Regions from separate parts of the Mus musculus genome. Here region 1 is linked to region 2. Evidence: chromatin contacts called from ENCODE POLR2A ChIA-PET data. All regions are on one chromosome and are shown on one strand. Each heading gives the region's core, a stretch centred on a gene start or an enhancer-like site at or near the end of the contact. The rest is flanking DNA. Distances are from core to core; before and after follow the strand shown.

Region 1 (4,549 bases), core at 314-2,813, 320 kb after region 2:
CTGGATCCTCCGCAAGAGTTTCAAGTGCTCTTATTGCTGAGCCATCTTTCTGAGCTTCTAGTTCTTTTTTTTTTTTTTTTTTTTTTTTAAGATTTATTTATTTATTATATATGTAAGTACACTGTAGCTGTCTTCAGACGCACCAGAAGAGGGCATCAGATCTCATTACGGGTGGTTGTGAGCCACCATGTGGTTGCTGGGATTTGAACTTCGGACCTTCGAAAGAGCAGTCGGGTGCTCTTACCCACTGAGCCATCTCACCAGCCCGAGCTTCTAGTTCTTAATGCAATACCAAACTTAAGTTGGGTGTCCCTTTCACTTGTTTTCCACTCCTGGCTCCATTTCTTTTGGCACTGGGCAAATGGGGTTATAAAAGTCGCTCAGGCTGCCTTCGAACTCGGAGCAACCCTCCTGCCTGCATTTAGGAAGTACTGTCGTAAACCATCACGCCAGGCTTCGTTCCTCACGGTACTAGCTCTCGCTGTCTCTCTCTGATGAAAAAGCCTAATAGAGCGTTTCCGATGAAGAATGAATGGGTAGACACACACGTTGTAAGACCTCGTGCGTAAAAACGAGGTGTCACGGTTTCTCAACCGCGCCATTTCTAGTCCTGTCAAGGTGTTTCACTGCTGAGGATCCATGAGCCTCACAGAACCGCACGGCTGAGATAAACAGGGATTCAGGTTAAGACGCGCCCTGGGCTGTTCCATTCTCCCGAAGCCAGGTGGGGAGCGAGCCGCGGCGTTGCCAGCATCTGCTGACCCGCGGCCGTCTCCACCCTCAAAGTACCCGAAGGACAGGCAAACTTCACCGCTTCCCCTCGGGGGTGCGGGAGATCAGGAGGCGCCGCGCCGCGGCAGGGGACGGGGCGGGCCATCCGTCGCGGCTCCGGCCGAGTCTCCCGGAGCGCGGAGCCCGTAGGGGCGGGAGAGGCCGCGTACCCGCGACCCGCCCGCAGCCTCCGCCATCTTCCACTCACCCGCCTCCCCCCGCGGCGGCGGGCGGCGCGCTCCCCTTCCGGCCGCTGACAGAGATCCGGCTGGGCGGGGAGGGCGAGCGCGCACAGGGGGTGGACCGAGGGCGGGGAGGCCGGACGGAAGAGGAAAGGGAGGGCGGCCAGCGGCTCCGGCAGGGCGTGCGGCGTGTGTGCGGAGAGAGGCGGAGGGCGGGGGCAGCGAGGAGGGCGGAGGAATGAGTGCGCGAGGCGCCTCTCTTCGGCTCCTTCGCCTGGGCGGAAAGAGCCGAGCGCAGCCCGAGCGCTCCATTAAAATGGCGGCGGCGGCGGCGGTGGCCGCGGCGTCTGGTCGGTGGTGAAGTGACTCTGCTGCTTCTCTCCCCACCCACCCCTCCCTCTCCCCTCCCCCGTCCTTCCCCCTTCCCCCGCCGCCGGCGCCTAGGCGCCCCTGAGGCCTGCGCTCCCCTCGCCCCCCTCCTCGCCCCCGCCCGCTCCCGCTCCCGGGCCCGCCGGCCCCCTCCCCCACCCGCGGCTCCCCGCCCCGTCCTCGCCGCCGCCGCCCGCCCTCGTCGCTTCCCCGCCCCGCCGGCAGGCCGGCCCCCTCCCCTGCCTCCGTCCCCTCCCCCCCGCCGGTCGGGATCAGTCAGCGCGATCCTAAGCGGGGGAGGGGGGGGCGGCGGCCGAACGATGTGCGAGAACTGCGCAGACCTGGTGGAGGTGTTAAATGAAAGTAAGTCGCCGGGTAGGGGACCCGTCGGGGTGCACGGTTTGGGGGTCCCTGGGCTGTGCTCTCCCGCCTTGCCTGCCTTCCCGGCCTGCGGGCTGCGGCGACCGGGCCGGCCCGGCGTACGGGCCTGTGTGCCCGGGAAGGTGCGTGGTGGCGGCGGCCGTCGCGGCGCCTCGGGCCCAGGCCGCCGGGTTACCTGGGCGCCCGAGAGGCCGCGGCGCAGCCCCGGCCGGGTCCGGCTTGGGCGGTCTCGGAAAGTTTCCTCATTACAGGTGTCAATTAATGAAGGCACTAATGAGCCCTTCCGCCCCTTTCCCCCTTCGAGGAAGGTGTGGGGAGGTGGGGTCGGAGGACTAGGCTTTGCTCTGCAGTCCGAGCCTCAGGGCCGCCCTCTTTGATTTCCAGCGTGCTGGGGAGGCCTCGCTTACCTGCTAATTTTCGTTAAAGTCCGTGGGAGAAGGGTGGTGATTTTTCCATCCCTTGAGGGTGTGTGGGTGTATTCAATCCATCTGCCAGCCCTTAAATAGCAGAAATTGAACTGCAATAGTGATGATTGGAACCGTCTTACCTTAATTAAAAATAAAGGTGATAGTATTTCTTTAGTACCATTCGTCGTTTAAGTAGTAAAGTCTATTATAAGGAGATCTCTACCAACGACAACCACCCCGAGTTAGTCATGGTCTGTCTCTGAAAATGAGAGGCCTTACTCCTTATTCTTTATTATTGTATTACATATTTTATTTTTGGCCTTGCAAGATTGCATTTCTGCTTAAGAAACAGGGAATATTGCACGTCAGCCACTTGTGGGCCCAGAGGTGGTTTAGATGAAAAGATAATTTACACAAACTTGATTTGTGACAAATATTCATTTGAGGTATTGGAATTTATATTCAGTGTGATATTTTGACAGATTTCGAAACTACTTATTCCTTTTAATTCATTCATTTAAAAAGTCTATTTGTAGATTGTAATTCCCTTTTGGTTGCTTAATTTTTACTTTATTATGTGCTTGAGTTTCACTTTAATGGCTAAAAGGTTTATAATTTATTTTCAGCTATGTATTTAGTTCCTGACAGATTAAAGTAGGTGTTTTGTATATATTCAAACTACATTTTCCCATATCTGTGTCATCCTACATTTTCCTAGTATTTTATAAGGTTATTCCTATTTTGACATAAATTTCATTCTTGGTAGAAGTGATATGGTAAACATAGTTCCTTAGTACTTATTTCAGTAAAACATTTTGTATCTTAGAAATACATTGATGATTGTGACTCTCTGTTCTCCAACTTGAAAGTACTTAATTGTTTAGTATACTTTAGGAAAAATAGTTTGGGAGAAGTGATTTAAAGATTCTGTAGGTATGTGTGTGTCTGTTTACAGATATATTCCTGTGAGTGCAGCTGCCCAAGTAAGCATCAGGTCCCCTGGAGCTGGAGTTGCAGCAGATGTGAGCTGCCCCAGATGTGAGCTGCCCCATGTAGGTGCTGAGAACTGAACCCAGGTCCTCTGGAAGAGCAGCAAGTGCTCTTAACTACACTGAGCCATCTCTCCAGCCCCCTTAGGGTGTGATTTAAAACATTTTAAGCCTAACTAGGAATGTTGTAAACATAGTATCTAAAGAAAATTTACTTGAGAAGAGATGACCTTTGCATGGTATAGATAGATACTCTTTTTAAGGGCTGGTGACATCTCTCAGGGGAGTGGGTTTACTCCAGGGTCCCCACATTCTCACACACATGCATGTAAGTTAGTAATAAAAAGGTGTTATGATTGTCTTGAAATTGTGTCAGTCAGTGTTTCCCAAAGGTACTTACTTATATGCTTAGTGTTTTCTTTAAGGCTCATTGGAAAATCAGCCTTCAATCATCTCAGGAGATATATATATTTTTAAACCACCGTAGTTGTCTTAAATGCTTTCATATGTAGTGAGATGTTGTTTCAAAACTGTATTTTCACTGCGGTCCCCCCCCCCCCCCCCCCGCCACCCCAAGTATGATACTGAGTTCTTGAGGACAGGACAGATTCTACTTCACTGTGGTAATTAATGTTTGCCAGTGTGCAAGATGGATGGAGCTTCAGGATGAACATGGTGGTTGAACTGGGACTAAAACTCGTTGAATTAGCCTGGCCTGCTAGTACAGGCTTGTTTGTAATCCCAGCTACTCAGGAAGCTGAGGCAGGGCTACCACAAGGTCAAGGATCTTTCTGGGCTACAAGATGAGTTTGTCTCAAAATAAAAAGTAAGAGTGCTTGGCATACAGCTCAGTGGTAGTGTTTGCCTAGTGTGGGTGAAGCCAGCACTTCAGCCCCCAGGAATGCCCCCCCCCAACAAAAACAACAAAGAAAATCAGGGATTTTTTTTTTTAAATTTTAGATTTTTAAATTTAATTTTATATGTATAAGTGTACCAGATGCATGCCCGTGTGCCCTCAGAGTCAGAAGGAGCATCAGATCCCTTAGAGTTCTAGAAAATCAGCTTTAAAATTGAAGTGTGTTATATGTCTTCTTGTAATTTCATTTGCTAATTATGTATTGGCTATCTTTTTCTTCCCCGTTGCTTGTGCAAAGATGACTATTCAACCAGGATTCAAAGTTCAGAAATCAATTCCTCAAACCATTTGCGTTTTTTTTTTTTTTTTCCTGTTTGTTTTTTGAGACAGGGTCTTTCTCTCTCTGCCCCTGACTCCAGGGACTCACTGTGTAGACCAGACTGGCTCAGTTCATAGAGATACACCTGCCTCTGTCTCTTGAGTGCTGCTCTTAAAGGTGTGTAGTGGCAATTTATTTATTATTAAGGGGCTCAAATGCAAATTTATTAAGGAAAAGAGAACTTGAGATTGGAAGAGGTAGGGTAGCTCACAGCT
Region 2 (4,321 bases), core at 1,165-3,664:
AAGAGAGATAAATAGAATATATAAATTTAAGTCTTACATGACATAGAAGGCTTCAGGAGGAAATGAACCAAAAAAAAAAAAAAAAAGTTTGAGCCAGAAATCATATGTTGATGAGAAAAATACTAGCCAGGCGTGGTGGCACACGCCTTTAATCCCAGCACTCGGGAGGCAGAGGCAGGCAGATTTCTGAGTTTGAGGCCAGCCTGGTCTACAAAGTGAGTTCCAGGACAGCCAAGGCCTATACAGAGAAACCTGTCTTGAAGAGAGAGAGAGAGAGAGAGAGAGAGAGAGAGAGATACTAAAGTGTCTTATGACAAAGGGGCTTGAGCTAACTACCCCACCCCCTTTGGTAAGACCATAGATGGTTTAAGGTCGTGTTTTGCCGCGAAAGCAGTTCAGCTTACCTTACAAGAAACAAAAGCAGGTGTTGAATCGTGAAAGCCCCCAGCCAGTTATTTTTAGCATGCCTCTTAATTTTTCTGTCCCCTGATTTCTTCTCTTCTGTGCCTAAGTCTGAATGGGTAACCACTTCAGGGAATGTCAGCAACAGAGGGGCCATGGAGGAAATGTCAACAAAGACAAGAAAGCAAACTATACAGACAGTCCACCCAAGCTGTTCAGCCATGGAACCATAGATAAATCCAACTATTACAGAAAAAAAAAAAAGAATTCCCTGCGACGTCAGTGCATGAGGTTCTGCCCTGGGTGGGCAGTGAATTCAGCTCCCCAGCACGACAGACAGCAGAGATTGGCTTGCACCTCTTTCATCCCTTTCCCCGGGGAGAAGCATGTCTTCCTGCAGGCACAGTGAAGGTCTCTTTCAGATCGCTGTTTTGTCTCCTGCTTTTAAGAGCAGGAGAAGTCAGAGTACTTGCGTTAGTTATTTCTCTGTTGCTGTGATAAAACTCCATGACCATGCCGGGTGGTGGTCTCACCAGCCTTTAGTCCAAACTTTTTGGGAGGCAGAGGCAGGAGGATCACTGGGAGTTTGAGGTCTACAGAGAGTTAGTTTCAGGACAGTCAAAGCTACACAGTGAAACCTTATAACAAAAACAAACAAACAAACAAAAAACACACCACAACCACAAGGAAGGCAATTTATAGAGGGAAGAGTTTTGAGGGGTTTTATGGTTCTAGGACTTCATGATCACTGGGAAGCACAGCAGGGAAGCTTCACAACAGGTAGGCATGGAGAAGGGAGAGCTCACATCTCATATTGTGAAGAGGAAGCAGAGCACAAACTGGCTGGTAGCTTTTGAAACAAACTCAGCCTCCAGTGATATACTTACTCCAGCAAGGCTACACCTCCTAAGCTTCTCCAATCAGAGCTACCCACTGGGGACCAAGTATTTGAATGTCTAAAACTAGGGGAGACATCTCAAATCACCACAGTACCAGTACCTGTTCTCTTCATATAAGTCAGCTGTCTCAACAACCATAGAATATTTGTGTGCTTCGAGGGAGGGGTAAACTGGTCTTTGAAAAAGACGTGTCCCCCAAGGGGAGGCTTGAAAAGTTCATCTTAGTCTTAATAGAGTGAATGAATGTAAATGCTTCTCATAATTACAGGACTAAGTCCATGAAACAATTGTTCGTTAACCTACCGCAGGCATCTGGCACCTTATGGCTCTCAATTATTAACTGTGAACTACCACTGAATGAGTATTACCTATATAAACTCTGGTGGTCAATGATCATGATTATAGAAACCTTGGAAGTTTACCTAAGGACAGAGTCCTGGCTCTGTACTGGCTTCCACTGCCTTACTGGTTGACCTTGGGCTTTAGCTTCATCATCCTTTAAGTCTAGACGATGACACCTATTTCATGGGATTATGAGGATTAGTGTGGGGGTGGGGTGGGGGGGGTAAAGAGTGTAAAGATTTCACACTTTGCTCAGCAGATAACTATTAATCAGTTATTAGAATGTTTATGTTCCCTAAGAGTCAGTGGTTATGTTTATGGAAGAGGTCTTAACTAGAAGGCAGACTGGATTTGATAGGCAGTCACCGCCCCACAACTATTACGATTCTGTGCCGTCTAACTAGTGTATTTAAATCCCTAGGCAGTCAAAATATATACAAAAGGGAGGAAACTATTCATGGCACATCTCTCCTCCAACACCTTTACAAAGTGAATAAACTAGGAATAGAATTTGGAATTTAGACATGGATGTCCGTAAAAGGCCGGTTGCACCACACCCACTCCGGAACAAAGCCAGAGCTGTCACAGCTTCCTCAACAGCACTAGCAGAAGCTAAAGGCTCGGGTCCATCTAGAACGGCCACAGCCACGCCTATAAAACCTCCCGCTCCATCTCAGGCACAGGGAGGGGTGGACAGTCCGTAGCCACATCTCCGCGCGCAAGCTGCGCAGCCGGCGTGCGGCAGACAGCCCCTGACGTCACACCCGCGCCGGCTCTCCAGCAGGCCCCTTGCTCGGCTTCCGCCTTCTCTCCCGGCGTCGCTTTCTGGAAGGTTCGTGGAGGAGGCGGTCAGGGAGACCGTTACTCCACAGCAAGCCGGAATCCGTGTCCATCCGTCCTCCTGAACCCGCGCAGACGCCACCAAGGTCGCCATGCCGGAGAACGTAGCTTCCCGAAGCGGGGCGCCCACCGCCGGGCCCGGCAGCCGCGGGAAAAGCGCCTACCAGGACCGCGACAAGCCAGCCCAGATCCGCTTCAGCAATATTTCCGCGGCCAAAGGTATCACCCGGTCGCCGGCCCGCCTCCGGCGGAACGGCCCAGCCTCGCTGTGACCTTGGCCCTGGGTGGGTTGTGTTCCTTCAAGGTGGTCTCGTTTGCAGCTTTCTGCTAAGCACTCGGAGCGTGGAGGCCTCGGACACGCCCCATTGTGGGACGCCGAGCTCCTTAGTTCGTCTCCTGCAGGCATGGGCGGTGTTGGTCACATTGGCGCAGACAGCCGTTTAAAATACTGAAAGCAATGATCCTTGAGATCTGACTCTTAAGAACTAAAGCTTGGCTGTTTATCAAACCTAGTGGTAGACGACACAGTATTTTGAGCTTTCAAATAAAATTCATTTTACTTTTTCAACATTTTCAAAAAAAGTTCATTTAACTTATGAACGTTCTTTGGCTCCGTAGTACTAATCGGATAGTCACTATAAATTCCCTTAAACTGGCAGGTGGGCGACATAGGGTTGTAAAAGCACGTGGTGAAAACCAGACAGGCCGAGTTTTATTCTCAGTATGTGCTATTTGACGCGTCTGACGTCTAAAGCAACAAAGCCTTAAGAGATACTGCCAGGGTTTATTTGGGTTGGAGACAAAGATGCATGATTTGGGAAGTGGACGGGGTGTTGTTTTATCTTCTGAAGGTCCTAGGATCCAAGAAACTCTTGACTTCGCAGTGCAGCTGTAAGTTGGGTGAGGTGACAGTTGATTTGCAGGGTTGCTGGGAGGATTAAATGTGAAAGTGTATGAAGTAAACCTGACAAGTACTGCAGTCACCAGTCCAGGTGACTGGAATGTGTTGGTGCTGTGAGGTGTGTGCGCAGGATGGGCCTTAAGGAGTTGGAGACGCCAAGCTGACCAGGTGCTCCATGTGAGAGTCTTTTGGAAGTTTGGAGTGAATACCTGACACCTGGAAGTTTATTGAGTTCATTAATTACGTTTGTGGTAGTGGAGTCATTGGGATGTTGAAAGATGAATTCTAGAGTCAGATGAGTGACCAAGAGAGTGTACACTCTATTAAGAAATGAGTTTACTTCAGGCAACCATCTTAGCTAGGGTTTCTATTATTGTGAAAACACAGGTTATGTGGATTTAGTTATTAATTTATGTATATGGGTGTTTTGTCTGTATGTATATTTGTACACCAGAAGGCATTGGATCCCATAGAACTGTGTTTATATGTGGTTGTGGGTGCTGGGAGTTGATCTCAGGGCCTCTGGAAGAGCAGCCATCTTTTATCCATCTGCTGAGCCATCCCTTCAGCCCCTCAACCTGCTTTCTTATGAACCCAGGACCACTAGCCCGGGGATGGACCCACCCACAAAGGATTGAGCCCTTCCCCCTCAATCTCTAGTCAAGAACATTCCCTATAGACTTGCCTACAACTCCGTTTTAACTGACTTTTTCTTAATTTGAGGAGTTACCGCCTCTGAGATCACTTTGGCTTGGGTCAAGTTCACATAAACTGTCCAGAACAGTTACTTTTCAAAGGAAGGGTGCACAAAAATTAAAAAGGACAGAAGGAGCCATGCACGTAGGCAGGATTGGTTACCCAAATTGCCTGTAAAGCTATCTAGTTACTAAAGGAGCAAAGGGCAAACTAGTTTTTCCAAGTCAAAACAGAATTCTAG

Evidence for each region. ChIA-PET counts read pairs that join two places held with the same protein, here RNA polymerase II (POLR2A).
Region 1: POLR2A ChIA-PET joins it to region 2 with 13 read pairs in Patski. The contact joins the promoter of Usp34 here to the promoter of Cct4 in region 2. POLR2A ChIA-PET finds 5 or more read pairs at or near these places in 3 of 5 experiments (Patski and embryonic stem cell).

Annotation. Positions count from the first base shown.
Region 1 is chr11:23,305,332-23,309,880 of GRCm38, forward strand. It overlaps Usp34 (ubiquitin specific peptidase 34), which reads left to right and starts at 1,564. Exons shown (of 80, transcript NM_001190401.2): 1 at 1,564-1,685. The coding sequence starts at 1,643.
Region 2 is chr11:22,988,179-22,992,499 of GRCm38, forward strand. Cct4 (chaperonin containing Tcp1, subunit 4 (delta)) reads left to right here and starts at 2,415. Exons shown (of 14, transcript NM_009837.1): 1 at 2,415-2,702. The coding sequence starts at 2,576.